Regions from separate parts of the Homo sapiens genome. Here region 2 is linked to region 1. A link is an interaction called in ENCODE POLR2A ChIA-PET data of the cell type or tissue named here. Cell type or tissue: MCF 10A. All regions are shown on one strand. Links, peaks and the distances in the headings refer to the core of each region. The heading gives the core; the rest is flanking DNA. Region 1 overlaps LINC02815 (long intergenic non-protein coding RNA 2815). Region 2 has its middle 38 kb from the start of LINC02815.

Evidence for each region. ChIA-PET counts read pairs that join two places held together with the same protein. Peaks named below come from ENCODE experiments on the same cell type or tissue, not always from the same donor. Only the 100,000 strongest peaks of a DNase experiment are listed, where the experiment ranks them.
Region 2: POLR2A ChIA-PET joins it to region 1 with 14 read pairs; 2 of 35 experiments call an interaction of 5 or more read pairs at or near these places.

Annotation. Positions count from the first base shown.
Region 1 is chr1:229,114,321-229,122,820 of GRCh38, reverse strand. LINC02815 (long intergenic non-protein coding RNA 2815) reads left to right here. Exons shown (of 5, transcript NR_186727.1): 2 at 1-95. Among named protein-coding and RNA genes, the nearest start is that of LINC02815, 36 kb to the left of the region's middle. RefSeq lists enhancers at 5,914-6,413, 6,414-6,915. In MCF 10A, for the core only: no CTCF peak of the experiment used is centred there; DNase peaks (open chromatin) are centred at 3,570, 4,710 and 5,000.
Region 2 is chr1:229,188,395-229,196,894 of GRCh38, reverse strand. No RefSeq gene overlaps it. Among named protein-coding and RNA genes, the nearest start is that of LINC02815, 38 kb to the right of the region's middle. In MCF 10A, for the core only: no CTCF peak of the experiment used is centred there; DNase peaks (open chromatin) are centred at 4,684 and 5,684.

The sequences.
Region 1 (8,500 bases), core at 1,608-6,607:
CCACGAGCACCTGTGGATTCCTCCCAGCCTGGCTCCTGCTTTGACTGCAGGATTTGCTCCGTCTCCTCTCCAATGATGCCTCCATCTTTGCTCAGGTCTGAATTCTCATTACCCTTCCCTCCAGCCCCCAGCTCAGACATGATCTCCTTTCTGGCTTCTCCTGAGGTTTAATAGCTGTCCGTCCTCTCCCTGCCCCAGACATTTCCTGATATGACCAGGCAGAACTCCCCAGCTGCTCTTCCAGGAGAGAAGCTCTGTCAATCCATCATGATAACCTCTCAGTGTCTCGCACAGCGTGGGCTTCAATTCATATATGTGGAAATTGGGCAAAAATTGAGAAAGTCCCCGTGGAAAGAGTTGTCTGAGGAGGTGACAAAGGAAGGCTTAATATAATAGAGCTCCCCTTCCCAGGGGTTATGTTACAAGACTCCCCAGTGGATGCATGGAACCTCAGATCGTACCGAACCCTATTGTCTGAGTCTGTTCTTGTTGCTCTAAAGGAATACAGAAGGCTGGCAATTTATAAAGGAAAGTGGCTTCTTTGGCTCATGATTCTGATGGCTGGAAAATGTCAAGATCGGGCATTAGCATCTGGCAAGGACCACGGGCTGCTTCCACTCTCAGTAGAAGGTGAAGGGAGCCAGTGAGTGCAGAAGTTATGCCCGAGAGAGGAGGCAAGGGAGAGAGGGGAGGTGCCAGGCTCTTTTTAACAGCCAGCTCTCAAGGGAACTAACAGAGCAAGAACTCCCCACTCTCTCAGGGGAGGGCATTAATCTATTCCCGAGGGATTCGCCCCCATGACCCAAGCACCTCCCATTAGGCTCCACCTCCAACATTGGGGATCAAATTTCAACATGCAGTTTGCAGGACAAACATCCTAACGATAACGCCTACGGGCCTCTATGTTGCTGTTTCCTCTGCACATACATACCTAATACGAAGTTGAGTTAATAAATTGGGCACAGTAAGAGATTAACAATAACAATAAAATAGAACAATTTATGACAATATATTGTAACAAAAGTTATGTGAATGTGGTTTCTCTTTCTCTCGACATATCTGACCGCACCATACTCACCTGTCTTTGGACCATGGTTCATTCAACTGCAGACTGGGGGGTGCTGCTGTACCTTCCAGGGATATATGGGTCAGATTCACATGGAGCAGGGCCTGAGGGGTGGGAACGGAATTGGTGAAGTGAGAAAGTGTGGCGTTGGGGGCTTTACCTGTGGGGTCTGCCTATTGGATCTGGATGGTCTAGGGCTGGCTCAGCCACGAGCAGGGGCCACCTGACAGCGAGGGCCAGGTACATGGTTTCACCAGCTCATCCAGAATGTTCTCTCAGGTGCCGAGGATACCCTGGGGTCTGAGCTGCCAGGCCCAGGAGAGTCATTTCAGGTGAGGCGTCGTGTCTTGGAACGAAGTCTTGGGAATTTGAGGGGTTTATAAAAGCACATGTATAGAAAGCAGGGAGGCTCTTCTGTGGTGACCCTGAACGAGCACAGTGGGGCTCCCGTGGCTCTGAGGCGCGGCCTAGGTCTCGGGGAAGGCTCGGCGTGTGATTTCTATTAACTGGGAAGGTTTTATCAGGGTGCTTGGAGTCCCTGTAACTGACTTTGCCCAACTTTATAAATCCTTTCTCTAAATACTTCTCTGAGGTTTGGCTTGGCTTGGAGTGTGTGGGAATTAAAAACAATCCGTTTCTCCCCGTCTAGAGTGGGTTCCATTTTCCTCAGCAGCCTTCCAAAGTACCCAAGGAAAGGGGGTGTGGGTTTGTAGGGACTTAATTGGCTCACCTGACCCTTCTGGGCTACAGTTAGACTCGCATGGCTGTGAGGCGGCCTGGTCTGCACACACTGGCTGACACCGACCTCTCAAATGGAAAACCCACTCAGGCAGAGAGACCGTCTCTTTCCAAATCTGAAAACAAGCCTCTGCTATTTCTGTTTAGGATTCCCCAGGTTCTCCGCCCTCACTTCAGAAAGATTTCACTTTTCTCATCAGGACAATTTCCCTTCTTCTTCTCAGAGTGGTCTGACTGGCCCAGAAGAGGCACAGAAGCTGTAGGTTTAAAAACAGGACCCACCTTACACACACTCTGTCTCTCGAGAGGAGCCAGGCAGCTGGGACACCTGACTGAGGCAGCCGGCCATTAGCATAAGGCCTCAGACTGAGTCTGGGCCCACACTCAGGGGAGTGTTTTATCTGCTGGGTGTCATTTGTAAGAGCCCTCATTAGTTGTTCCTAGAAGGTGCGCATTGACAGGACATGGACCAGCTCATTACTACTGCCCTGGAGGCAGCACAAGCTGTTTGTCCCATGGCCTGAACCCCCACCCCATGCTTCTTTTCTCCACTGCTGTCGACGTCAACATCTATACCCCTCAGAGTGCCCCCGTGGCGCCACCAGAGTGCGAGGTAATGAGCAATGGAAAGCGTGTCTCTGGCCCATGTGAGTGCAGTAGCTTGTTGGTGGCAGTTGGCAGGCCATGGTGGCCACCCTGACCCTTCTCCTCCTAGACTTCACTCACTGCTCAGGACTGGGAGCCGAGAGCAGGAGAGAGAAGCAGGCAGGTGTCAATTGCCCAGATCTGGGTGCAGCTCTGACTTATGTACCTTGTGGCTGGAGAGGCTCCTCTTCATCTCTCAGCCTCGGTTTTTTCATCTGCAAAATGTTCAAAATTGCTGGCACATGTGGTTGTATATGAGTAAGTGTGTTCATGAGTGTGAGTGTGTGGGTGTGAGTATGTGTGTGAATGTGAACGTATGGCTGTGTGTCGTAGTCCATTCCGGCAGCTGTAATAAAATGCCTGAAACTGAGTCATTCATAAACAACGTAAATTTATTTCTCACAGTTCTGGAGGCTGGGAGTTTTGGTGTCTGGAGAGGGTCAGGGGTCTCTGATTCCAAGATGGCGCCATGTTGCTGCGGTCCCTGGAAGGGAGGTCGCTGTGTCCTCTTGTTGGGGAATGAACCCACTTCCTTCAGCCCTTTTATAAGGCCTCCAACCCCACGCAGGAGGGCTCTGTCCTGGTAACTTCATCACCTTCCTAAAGACCTCATCTCTTCATTCTGTCACATTGGCTATTAAGTTTCAATGCACCAATCTGGGTGGACACTCAGTCCCATAGCACTGTGTGAGTGTGAGAGCGTGAATATGCGTGTGGCTGAGAGTGTATACGAGGGTGTATGAGTGCGGGTGTGTGTGTGGCTGTGGGAGCGTCAGTGTGTGGTGAGAATCATTTTTTTTTTTTAAGCAGCAAAAGCAGAGATGTATTGAAAATGAAAGTACACTCCACAATGTGGGAGTGGGCTGGAGCATAGGGGCTCAAGGGCCAGTGAGAATCATTTTTGCATCTCTTTCTTGTTCTACCGTTCATGGGGCGTCCTGAGGGCAGACGTGGGATGTCTGCCTCCTTCTCCCAGAATAGAGGTAGCCAGAAGGTGGGAGTGTAGGTGGTGTCTCTGCCCACCTCTCCTGACTGCCCCAGGTCTCTCAGCCTTGAGGAGCGGCTGGCACAGCTTCCCTGACCACGTGACCTTCTCCTGCTCATTCCACCCATGCCCTTCCTCCAAGCCCCCACCCTTCTGACTCACAGGTCCTGCCAGCCACCTGGGCAGCTCCTTGGACCACTCAGCCTCCCTGACTCGCCTTTGCCTGAAATTTCTGGGGTGAAAGGGGCCTTAGGAACTTAGCCCTTGACACTGAACCTGGGCCAAAGCCCCTTCCAAGGGCTGTTCCTTCTGCGCCTGAGCACATCTGGGGTGACAGCTCATCCATTTTGACTGTTGGGCCTGGCTGCCTTGTGAGCTCTGGGTCCCCAGGAAGTCTCCACCTCTCCTCCTGGTTCTGACCAGAGGCCACTGAGCAGAGCAGGAAGATGATCTTCTCAGGACAGCCCTGTGGCTCTCTCCAATCCCTCCTGAACCTCTCCCCCGGACCTGGCACCTGATGCCACAGGCTCAGCCACCTGTGGGCTGCACTGTGCAATCTAACAGTGCTGAGCAGAAGAGACACCTGAGCTTGAAGTTGAGAGGGTCCGAGTTTAAACCCCCAACTCTGCCAGTTTCACCTGCAACCTGGGGACTGAAACCTCCTCACAAACTTCTCAAGAGGACACAGTTAAAAGGCATGTGAATGCAGTTTGTGAAGGATGAACTATTTCACAATCAGATCATAAGACACCTTTCTGACAGTGTACTTCAAATTACTTCCTGAGTGTTCCTTTTGTCTCTGCGATTTTGTTAAGTTGTAAAATTCATATTAATTTAATTGAAATTTAATATTTAAAAATAAGTTTGGCTGGGCACAGTGGCTCACATCTGTAATCCCAGCACTTTGGCAGGTCAAGGCAGGCAGATCACCTGAGGTCAGGAGTTCAAGACCAGCCTGCCCAACATGGCGAAACCCTGTCTCTACTAAAAATATAAAAAATTAGCCGGGCATGGTGGCAGCTGCTGGTAATCCCAGCTACTCGGGAGGCTGAGGCACGAGAATCGCTTGAACCTGGGAGGTGGAGCTTGCAGTGAGCCAAGATCACACCACTGCACTCCAGCCTGGGTGATTAGAGCAAAAGTCTGTCTCAAAAAAAAAAAAGTTTTCTGCTTCTTGTGTGTGCATGGAAGCTGTTGTCCTGGCCCCAGGGCGGGGGCTGGCGCACCTGGCTCCTTTCCCAGGCTGGCCTCCTCTCTCAGTCACTGCTCCCTGGGTCTCCTTGACAAGTCACGTGGCTGACGCTCTTGGTCAGCTCCCCGGAGCCGTCCCCACCCATTTCCCCACTTGCTCATTTCTCACGACAGAGGCTGAGACAGCACCTCGCCTTGCCACTGAGGATGGCACATGAAATGCAAGGCCAGTGTGCCGGGCAGTGAGGAGGACATCGGGACCCCTCTCGGCCTCCTGTCCATTCCACCTTGGAGCCTGGGGAGGAAGGATGGGAAACTGCAGAGGTGCCCACGTCACAGTTACCCAGCCAGGCCTGGGATCTTGCCAGGGATTTTAATTAAGTAAACGATGAATGTTTTCATGGCTTAAACCATGTGGGCCAAAACCAGCCTGGTTTTGCGAATTGTGTTTTATTGGCACACAGCTAGCCTTGTGCTTACATTTCACCAGTGGTGTTTTTGAGCTTCAGGGACAGGCATGAGTTGTTGTGACAGAGGCTGTGTGGCCCACAAAGCCTCAAATATTTATGTTCTAGCCCTTTGCAGAAAAAGCTTGCCATCTCCTGATTTAAATCATCGGCTAGTTGGTTTTTTGGTGACTATCAGCCAAATGCATCCTAACTGGTCCCATAACAGAAAAAGCAACCCCCAAGAGCTCAGCCAAGGAGGTGAAAATACCATCTCCAAGAACATGTGGCGAGAGAGCTTGCGCGCTGGTTGGCTTCGAGGCTCCACCATATTGTTGAGCCCCATCTTCATCCTGCATCTTTGTCATAGGCCCACTGCATGGTCGTAGGGTAAATGCCACAGTGTCAGGACCCCTTATTCTACAAGAACGTTCAGTAGAAGAAGGCGATGATTTCCTGCCAAGCATTTTTTTTTCTTTTTAAATTTAGACCAAAGAGATCTTCCTCAGATGCCTCTTGGGAGACTTCTCCCTTTCCTGTCACAGCCAACAGAGCTGGGCCACATTTCTACCCTTAAACCAGCTGCGGGCACATACAGGTCACTGGCCAGAGGGGTGGCTTCACCATAATTGCCTTGGATGAATTCAGATCCACAATTATGCATTTTACTCTTTTCCTCATGGAGAACTCTTTTATATAGAACTTACAGCCCCAGCCAGTCTAGCAACAAGGAGCAGCCTATCCACATACCATATTCTAAGTATTGACCTGGCACTAGGCTCTGTGCTGGTGACCAAGGAGTTGGAGTCCAGCTGAGTGACAGGGATGCACCCCAGAAGCCGTGGTCCTGACCACCCAGATAAGGACTGGGGATGGTTGGGGATGGGGATACAGAATCCTGGGAGGCATTATGTCTACTGCCATCTTTTTTTTTTTTTTTTTTTTTTTTTTTATCACAAAAGCCACCAAGGTGAGGATGTGGAAGAAATATCTGGGGAAGTCGGGCAAGGAGAAGGCTTCCAGTAATACCTGCAACATCAAACCCCGCCCCTCCCACCAGGCCACTGTGTGTCCTGCCTCAGTAGGAACAATAGCTGACATCCACACGGCATTTGTCATGTGTCAATGCTTTCTCAGTTCTTTGCATGTATTAGCTCATTTAATCCCCCCAATGACCCCAGATGCCAGGCATTATTACCATTCTATTTCACAGAAGAGAAACTGAGGCACAGAGAGTTTAAGTACCTCACTGAAGGACCCCACTGTTCACACTTGGGTGCCACACGTTGGCCCGGGGTCTGGTTGCAGAGGCTGTGTGTGTTCCAGTGTGATACGCGGCCTCTGCTGAGGGATGATGGACTTGAGCGCGTGCCCACAGGAATGCGGCCTGAACGCACTGCTCAGTATCCAACAACGTTACTCGTCTCCATAACACATCATTACGGATCCTGGCCGCACACACTGAGTTAGACCAAGAGCTGGGTGCGAAGCCAAAAACGTCTTCAGTCTACAGACGTGCCTTTTGTGTCTTTAATAAATCTGAGAGAAGGTTGGAATAAGAATTCAGTTCAGCAAAAGTTTATACAACATTTTCTATGTGCCAGGGCCTTCTGTTATGAGCCGAGGTTTCAAAATAAATAAGACACCATTCTGGTCCTGAGTGACCCCTCGGAGTAGTGGGGGAGTCAGACAAGCAGCAGATAACAGCAGTGAAGCAGCGGGTGCTGTGACTCGGTGATGCACCCCAGGGGCTCCAGTAGATGGGGAGGCTTCCTAGAGAGACAACGTTGATTCTGTGCCTTAAACCATGAGTGGGAATCCCATCCCCGAGAAACCTGGAAACTCCTCCAGTTTCTTCTTGCCATGCTCTCAGTCATAGGGATACTATCACCGTCATTTCTGTGTATATGGCCATATGGCTTTGCTGAGCTTTCCCATATGCAGTTCTGATTAAAGGGCATGGATCCTGCGTGGAAAGCAGCATCCTGTTATAGTGATAGACAAGGGCTCCAAGTGACTGCCCAAAAGCATGTGGTTGGTGCTCCAGTCTAAATAGACTCAGAAATCCCTGCTTTTTTTGTTTTGAGATGGAGTCTAGCTCTGTTGCCCAGGCTAGGCTAGAGTGCAGTGGCGTGATCTTGGCTCACTGCAACCTCTGCCTCGCAGGTTCAATCGATTCTCCTGCCTCAGCCTCCCGAGTAGCTGGGATTACAGGCACCCGCCACCACACCCAGCTAATTTTTGTATTTTTAGTAGAGACGAGGTTTCACTGTGCCAGGCTGGTCTCGAATTCCTGGCCTCAGGAGATCGGCCTGCCTCAGCCTCCCAAAGTGCTGAGATTACAACCGTGAGCCACCGCGCCCAGCCTATCCCTGCCTTTCAAACAAATCCTGTTGCACCACCAATGTGATGCATCTTTGCACCCCACCCCTGAGTCCCCAGCAGGGCCCCATTTATCTGCAAAACATTGACTAAGCCCCTGCTGTAAGCATGGCACTGTGTTAGGGACTGGGGATACTGTGGTCTCCCAGACAGGAAAGATTCCTGTGTGCTTCCAGGGAGGGATCAGATTTCAGGGAGCGGGATGGGGTGGAGCGGGGAGGGGGGAGCTCGGTTTGGAGGGAGGCTGGGGCAGCTCCCACTTGAGGAGTTATGGTGATCCACAGTGCCACTGACATCTGTGCACATCCAATAAAGGTGTATCAGATGGATAAATGAGCCACAATACACAGTTGGCAAAGCACTGATGAGCTAAGCCAAGTAGAATAAATACAAGGTCATTTGTCACATTCCATAGATAAAGCAGCTGTGCATCATTTCTTGCATTGAATGAGAGGAGGAAGGCGGCTTACCTTCTCTGATCTGCTTTATGTTCCCTGAAGATGAGATGGAGAATGGGTCTTTTGGGGGGACACACTCATATTGCTATGGGTCAGGTATAGGACATACAGAGATAAATTATAAGTAATCTCTTCCCTTGAGGGGCTCAGGGTCTGGTGCTGGGCGGATGAGAAAGGAATACCCACTGACATCTTCAGTGAATGTGCATTGCCTGCCTGTGGCCCCTCGGGTGCCCTAGCAGCCCAGGTACAGAGTCCCCGTCCTTATGGAGCATGCTTTCCAGGCACTAAGTAGTGGTATGGACCTTGGCCAAGCTGCCCTCACCCCTCGCCTGGATTTACTGCCTCATCTGTCACCCGGCACCGTCTGCAATTGTTCATCATAGTGTCTGTGGTGTTTCCTGTTTCTTGTCTCAACTGTACCAGGATGTAACATCCTGAGAGCATGCATCCCATCTTTCCTGTTATCATTGCATCTGAAAGTGACTGAAATGTAGCAAGAGTGCAATAAATACTTTTTAATAAGCAAATAAGTAAGAGCAAATGTAAAATTACAGCTGGTGATGAACACAATGAAGGAAATAAGCAG
Region 2 (8,500 bases), core at 1,968-6,967, 74 kb before region 1:
AGCCTTCACTAAGCCTCATTACTAATTTTTCTTTTTTCTTTTTCTTTTCTTTTTTAATTTGAGACAGTCTTGCTAGAGCACAGTGGCATCACAGCTCACTGCAGCCTTGACCTCCCAGGCTCACACAATTCTCCCACCTCAGCCTCCTGAATAGCTGGAACTACACGCCCATATCACTGTACCTGGCTAATTTTTGTATTTTCTTTGTAGAGACAGGGTCTTGCTATGTTGCCCTGGCTGATCTTGAACTCCTGGGCTCAAGCGATCCTCCTGCCTCAGCCTCTCAAAGTGCTGAGATTACAGGTATGAGCCACGGTGCCCAGCCTGTTTTGTCTTTTTCAAGTCAAGGTCTCCTTGGTCGCCCAGGCTGGAGTGCAGTAGCACAACATGGCTCACTGCAGCTTGGATCTCCTGGGCTCAAGGGGTCCTCCTGCTCAGCCTATGGAATAGTTGGGACTACAGGTGTGTGCCACCATGCTTGGCTAGTTTTTGTATTTTTTGTAGAGATGGGGTAACTATGTTGCCCAGGCTGGTCTCAAACTTCTGGTGACAAGCAATCCTCCCACCTCTGCCTCTCAGAGCACTGGAATTACAGATGTGAGCCACCTCACTCGGCCTCATTTTTCAGTTGTATCTACTAATGGTGCTAGGATCTTTGGTGAGACTCAGTAACTAAGTCTCTACCTTCTTTGCATTCATCAGTGAAGTTCTTACAAATTAATTGAATTGTCTTTATGTATACATTGTTTGGAAATTTTAAAAACAGGTTGGAAAGTTCTGTTTTTAAGGATTTTTTTGGTAGAAGCTTTTCGAGATATAGTTCACAAATGATACAATTCACCCATTTAAAATGTACAATTCAGTGGCTTTTAGTATATTTACTGAGTTTTGTGACCATCACTATAATCAGTTTTAAAACATTTCATCACCCCAGAAAGAAACCCTCACCCTTAGCATTTACGTCTCACATTCCCCCTGTCCCCAGCTCCCCTAAACAACCACTAATGCACTTTCTGTCTCTATGGACTTACCTATTCCAGATATTTCATATAAATGGAATAACATGTGGTCTTTTGTGACTGGCTTCTTTCATTAGCATAATGTTTTCAAGGTTCATCTGTGTTGTATCATATGTGAGTACTCTCTTCATCTGTAGGGCCAATTCATATTTCATTGTATGGATATACTATGTTTTATTTATCCATTATCAGCTGATGGGCATTTGGAGTGTTTCCACTTTGGGCCATTATGAATAATGCTGCTATAAACCTTCATGTGCAATCTTTTACATGGTTGTATGTTTTCATTTCTTTGTACATATACCTATGAGTGGAATTGCTGGGTTGTATGGAAACTCTATGTTTATTCTTTTGAGGAACCACCAGACTTTTTCAAAGTGGCTGTATCATTTTACTTTCCTGCTAGCAATGTATGAGCCTCCCAGTTTTTTCACTTCTTCAATACTTGTTTTTTTTTATTATAGTCATCCTAGTAGGTGTGTGTTATATCATCGTGGTTTTGATTTGCATTTCCTAATGAATAATGATGTTGAACATGTTTTCATGACCTTATTGGTCATTTATATATTCTGTGGAAAAATATCTATTTAAATCCTTTGCCCATATTTAATTGGATTGTTCATCTTTTTAATTATTGGGTTGTAAGAGTTCTTAGTATTTTCTAGATACAAGTCCCTTATCAAATAAATGATTTACAGATATTTTTCCCATTCTTTGGGTTGTCTTTTTATTTTCCTGGTGCTACTAAGTTTTTAAAGCCTGTAGAAATGAGGGTTATTGTTGGTGTCACACTTAACGGTTTTTAGGAATGAAGTTATATAATGATGGAAACATTTTTAAACACATGTTTTAAAAATGCCTTCTCCAGTACACACCTTTCTTTCTAAAAGGCTTATTCTCTCACTCCTGTTAAAACTTTACCTTTACCTTGAAGACTGTGAATGTTGTAAAAATTTATTGAGATGTCTTAATAATATCCGCTGGGAAGCAGATTGTTGAATGCCACGTGTCATCATGAAACGTTATCAGCCAACTTGGAACATCTTGTACAATAGAAATGATTGGTTTTGATGAGGTTTTTAAGTATTTGGCCACGAGGCAACCCTTGTGCTATAAAAATTTCATGACTATCTGGAATGAAAGTTTAGAGATTATTTATTTATTTATTTATTTATTTATTTATTTTTTGAGACGGAGTCTCGCTCTGTCTCCCAGGCTGGAGTGCAGTGGCGCCTTCTCGGCTCACTGCAAGCTCGGCCTCCCGGGTTCATGCCATTCTCCTGCCTCAGCCTCCCGAGTAGCTGGGACCACAGGCGCCTGCCACCACGCCCAGCTAATGTTTTGTATTTTTTTTTTTTAGTAGAGACGGGGTTTCACCGCGTTAGCCAGATGGTCTCCATCTCCTGATCTCGTGATCCGCCCGCCTCGGCCTCCCAAAGTGTTGGGATTACAGGCATGAGTCCCAGTGCCCGGCCGAGATCTTTTTTTTTTTTTTTTTTTTTTTTTTAAATAAAACTAACCACATTGGTGACATTCGGCAGCACTTGTTGCATTGTGGTCAACTTGTATGCCACAGTAACTTTTCTGCAAATGAATTTCAAGGGAGGAGTTTATTTGTAAACCTAATCCCATAATTTCTTGTACTTAAAGAAGAAAGTTCGAGTGAAAGCAGCAACTCCCTCTGTGGCTGCACCTTGCAGTCTTCTTGTGAGGCACTATTTTTATTCAAATTGTTATTTAATGTTGAGTGCATCTTCTCCGGGGCATCTTTTAGTGGTTCACAAAAAAGGAGATTTTAAGATATATTTCTGCCGGGCGCGGTGGCTCCCGCCTGTAATCCCAGCACTTTGGGAGGCCAAGGCGGGCAGATCACGAGGTCAGGGGATCGAGACCATCCTGGCTAAAATGGTGAAACCCCGTCTCTACTAAAGCTACAAAAAATTAGCTGGGCGTGGTGGCGGACGCCTGTAGTCCCAGCTACTTGGGAGGCTGAGGCAGGAGAATGGCGTGAACCCGGGAGGCAGAGCTTGCAGTGAGCCGAGATTGCGCCACTGCACTCCAGCCTGAGGAACAAAGCGAGACTCCGTCTCAAAAAAAAAAAAAAAAGATATATTTCACCATCGGCCGGGCGCAGTGGCTCATGCCTGTAATCCCAGCACTTTGGGAGGCCGAAGCGGGTGGATCACTTGAGGTCAGGAGTTCAAGACCAGCCTGGCCAACATGGTGAAACCCCATCTCTACTAAAAATGCAGAACGAAAAAGCTATATTTCACCATCCATACAGAACCTAACAAATGCTATAAGCCTAGACCTGTTGGGGACATCCTTACTTTCCTCTTGTATAATAAACCTCTCTGGCTACACAACGTATTCTAATGCTTGCTTCTTCAAATGCTCACCAACATTTGAACATGTGTCTTTCAATAGTAGCTATTAACAAAGGATTACATTTTAGTCTGTTGCTAAGTTGTTTTTCGTATTTTATTTCAGCCATTTTTTTTTTCTCTAGCAAGGAAATCTAATTCCCTAGTAGGGAAAAAATTGTGCATTTCCCAAATGTTAAGTGATGTTTTTAGTCTACTGTTATGAAGTGAGAAGATGTGAAAGAAGTTTTTAAATTTGTTGTTAAGTGCAGTGAGCTTTCAAAGTGGTGGATTAATTAAACATTTCCTCACTTTAACCATTGCTGAAGAACCTGTAAAGGTCTGTCCTTTTATGCATGTTCTCGTTTAGCCTGTCAATGTCTGGATGGTTTATGCTATCATTAGCCACTGTCACGGCACAACACACACATAAGAGAGATTGATAGTGGCTATAAATCCAGTCTTTACATCTTCTTGATGGTTTCAGTGTTTGTGGCTGAATGTTCGCCTGGTCTGATTCGATTGCCATTGTTTTATCTGTTATCATGGCTGTTGAAGAGCTTGTGTCAGGAGTAGGGAAAAGGCCACCATTGCTCCTTTCTGCTGGATCAGCTGGCTTTCTTGGTTAACTTTATTTTCCCTCTGCAGTTTCTTTGCAGGAATCTTTTATGCCTGTTTTGTAAGCATGAATCTGGTTAAAACTAGACAGTCTAAATGGACACAGGTAACTGCCTCACACAGCAGCAGTGGAAGGAGTGAAGGAGTGAAAAAATGAGAGCCACAGGCCACCACCATCCAGACCCCCAGGATAGCTGTGCATGGCGCCCAACCTGGGGGCCATGCACAGCTGATGTGTAGAGAAAGGAAGAGCAGCAGCAGTCACACAGGAAACAGCTAGAACTTAATTTCTTCACTAGGTAGGATTGAATTTCTAAGATCTCTTTCCATCTCCAGTAGATTGTCATGACTAGTTCTGAGGGACTTGTTTGGAGACCAATTCCTCTAAAAATTAGACCAAAGTACCTGTTTAGGACAAAGATAGAAAACATGTCTGATTTATGTATATATATTATATATATATTAAAGGCATATGGGTGTAGCCCTGTATGACAGATGCATTATTTAATAGTTTAATTGGAAACTTACTTTTTAAAAAACAAAATAGTCTAAAGAGATAAGGAAACATTGTGGTTTAAAGAGACGCTATGATAGATGACACCATTGTGTAAAAAAAAAAAAAAAGATCATTTCCTAATCATTGTGTTTCATAATTGTGGACACTTTTTTTGACTCAGACATGACATGGAGGGCTGAGTTAATCATACTTCTTGGCTCAGGGCACATTAATCATCATTGTTCTGCACAAGATTCCACCCTGGTTTCTAATTTTAATTTATTCATTCCTTTTTAGAGGTGTTTCCACTCTCATTTTCTTTCCTTCATGGGCAACCATTCCTCATGTTGGATCTATGTCTGTATCCATCTTTTCATTTGTAAACAAACATTTAGTTTAAAAACAATATAGTTTATGCATAAACTTTACATCAGTACAAATATTGATATAGTTTATAGGCCAGGATCGGTGGCTCACACCTGTAATCTCAGTACTTGGAGAAGCTGAGGAGGGAGGATCGCTTGAAGCCAGGAGTTTGAGACCAGCCTGGGCAACACAGCAAGATACTATCTCTAAAAAAATCTTTTAAAAATTAGCCAGGCATGGTGGCATGTGGCTGTAGTTCCAAGTACTTGGGGAGGTTGAGGTGGGAGGATCACTTTAGCCCAGGAAGTCAAGGCTGCAGTGAACCATGATTGTACTTTAGCCTGGGAGACGGAGCAAGACCCTAGCTCAAAAAAAAAAAAAAAGACAATAAATATATTTTATAAAACACATACTGTGATTTTGTGTGTGTGCTTTTCAATTTACATAAATAGTAATGTGCTATAGATGTAATTCTGTTTCCTTTTTTACTCAGCACAATGTTTCTCTGTCTGTGTTTTTGTGTGTACACCCAGTGTGTGGTTTCACACCACTGCATAGGATTCCACAGTGAGTACCCACCACATGGTATACGTTGCTTCACCTAGAAACAGGTATCTAGGTCCCCCTCAACTCCCCAGTACCAGGACCAAACTGGGATGAGAACATTCACACATTCATTCCCCTCTAGGACATCTGTGAGAACTTCCCTGGAAGATTTACATATATATCCAGCTCCTGAATACCTGCATACATAAATATACATATGAATGAGCTGGATTGCTGAGTCATGAAGTATGAGTATACCCAGATGGAATAACAACCACCAAGTTGCTCCCCAGAGTGGCTGCACCCGTCCACTCCATCCCTGCCCCAGCAATGCAATTAGCCTCCTGGAGCCTCATGCCCAGCTTTTGACTTGTTGCCAATCTCGTAGGTGTAATGTGATGTTTTGTTGTTTTATTTTTATTTTTCTGATAATAATGAGTTTAAATTTCTCTTCTGAAGGCTTGTCAGCAGTCCTTTGTATCTCCTCTCCTGTAAATTGCCTGTTCATACACTTGGCACCCTTTTTTTTCTATTGGGCTTCTCTGTTTTACGCTGTTGATTTACAGAAGTTCTTTGTACATTCTAAATTTGTGTCCTTCTTTGTTTTGGATATAGCACATATCTTGTCCCAATCTGTCACCACTCTGTGGCATGGCCCTGTAGGTCAGTGGTTCAGAACTTGGCTCTAAAGACCTGAGTTTGAATTCTGGCTGTGCCTGTTACCTATGGGACCCTAGGCAGATTAACCTCTGTGCATCTCAGCACCTTATGGTACCCACCTCATGGGGTTGCTAAGAATATTGAATCGGTTGATATTTTAAAGCACCCAGGAACACATAGTAAAGCTTGATGCATAGTATATATGAATGTTTGTTAAATAAGTACAAAATATTAACTCTGTCCTGGGGTTCTTGGTTGAAAAGAACTGCTAAATTCCAATGTTATTAATCAGTATTTAATTTCTGTTTCATTCTGTTTTGGGGATTCTTTTTAAGTTGTTCCTCTTCACTCCTAAGTCACAAAGTTATTCTCTTACATCATCTTCTATTAAACTTGTAATCCAGCCTTCCACATTTGGGTGGGATCCCATCTGGATTCCACTGTTATACATGGCTTTAGACATCTGCTTTTATTTTTTGCCACGTAGCAAGTGAGTTTTCCCAACCCCATCCTAGATAGTCTGTTCTTCCCTCAGTGATTGTGGAGCTGCTTTTATCATAGCCCCAATCACACCTGGGCCTGTGTCTGAGCTCAGTACTGTGGCTGTTGCTGCAGAGCCATTGTCATGCTATTAATTAGTGTGGTTTTAGGGAAAGTGGTAATATCTAGTAGGTCAAGCCTCTCTCTGCTCTTCTTTTTCAAAATAGATAGCTATATATGGACATTATTCTTCCATATACATTTTAGAGTGAGCTTATCAAATTCCTCAAGAAGTTTGGCATTAATTTTGATTGGTGCAGCATTAAATTTATACATCAGTTTGAGGAAGAATAGATATCTTTATACTATTACACTAACCCAGCTGAGAGTGTGAAATGTTCCTCTATTCAGATCTTTAAAACAATGTCCTTTAAAAGAGTTTAAATTTGTTCTCCATACAGGCCTTAAGTTTTCTTTGTTTTTGTTTTTTTGAGATGGAGTTTCGCTCTGTCACCCAGGCTGCAATGCAGTGGCGCAATCTCAGCTCACTGCAACCTCTGCCTCCCAGGTTCAAGCGATTCTCCTGCCTCAGCCTCCTGAGTAGCTGGGACTACAGGCATACATCACCATGCCTGGCTAATTTTGTACTTTTAGTAGAGATGGGGTTTCACCATGTTGGCCAGGATAGTTTTGAAATCCTGGCCACAAATGATCTGCCCACCTCAGCCTCCCAAAGTGCTGGGATTACAGGCATGAGCCACCACACCCCGCCTAGGTCTTAAGTATTCCATAATTAAATTCCTGGATACAAGATAATTTTTGTCACTATTGTGAGTCACCATCTTATTATCATTCTCTTATTGACTTTTGATGGTAAAGGGAAATGCTACAAATGATTTTTTTTAAGTTTTTCTGGTCTTCAATGATCTTTATAAACTCCATTTGTTTTTTTATTATAGATGATCCTACAGTCTGCAAATTATGATATTTTTATCTTTTCCCCTCCCACTCTTCTGCTCTTTCCTTTTTATTTCTTGCACTGTTGGCTGAGCCCTTCAGGACTATGTTAAAGGGCAGTCCTGGACGGAAGAGCATGGTCTTGCTTTCACAATTAAAGGGAGTGAGGGTCAAGCTTCTCCCTTAGCAGAGTATTTGCTGTAAGTTTTCTGATGTATAACCTTTTCTAAGTTAAGGCATTCCCTTTCTATCTTTGGTTTCTTCAATTTGTTAAGAGATTTCCCCCACCTTAATACATAGTTATTAAACTTTACCGAGTGTCTCTTCTGTAGAAATTGAGATAATCATAGAATTGTTCTCCCTTATTCTAGCAATGTTAACTACATTGACAAATGTTTTCCATGGAACCATTCTTGCCTTCCTGAGCTGAATACTAATTGGTTGTAATTTTTCTTAATACGCTATTAGAGTCAGTAAGATTATGTAGCATATTATTTATTCTTTGAAATTTTGGTAGAGATTACCTAGGTAACCATCTGGGCCTGGCACCCCAGGTTTTGCTTGGCAGTGTTTTCATTGTTATTTATTTTATAATTTTCCTATTAGTTTATTTTAATGTAAATATATTTGTTAGCATGTTAATTGGTTTCCAGACATAGTTGACCCTTAAACAACAAAGATTTGAATTGCACGGGTCCACTTCTACTGGAGGTTTCTTCTGCCTCTGCCACCCCTGAGACAGCAAGACCAACTCTTCCTCTTCCTCCTCCTCCCCAGCTACTCAATGTGAAGACGATGAGGATGAAGACTTTGATGATGATCTGCTTCCACTTAATCAATAGAAAATGTATTTTCTCTTTCTTAGAATTTTCTTAATAATATTTGCTTTGCTCTAGCTTTCTTTATTGTAAGAATAATGTATATAATACATATAACATACACAGTATGTGTTAATCAACTATTTGTGTTATCGGTGATGTTCCTGTCAACTGTAG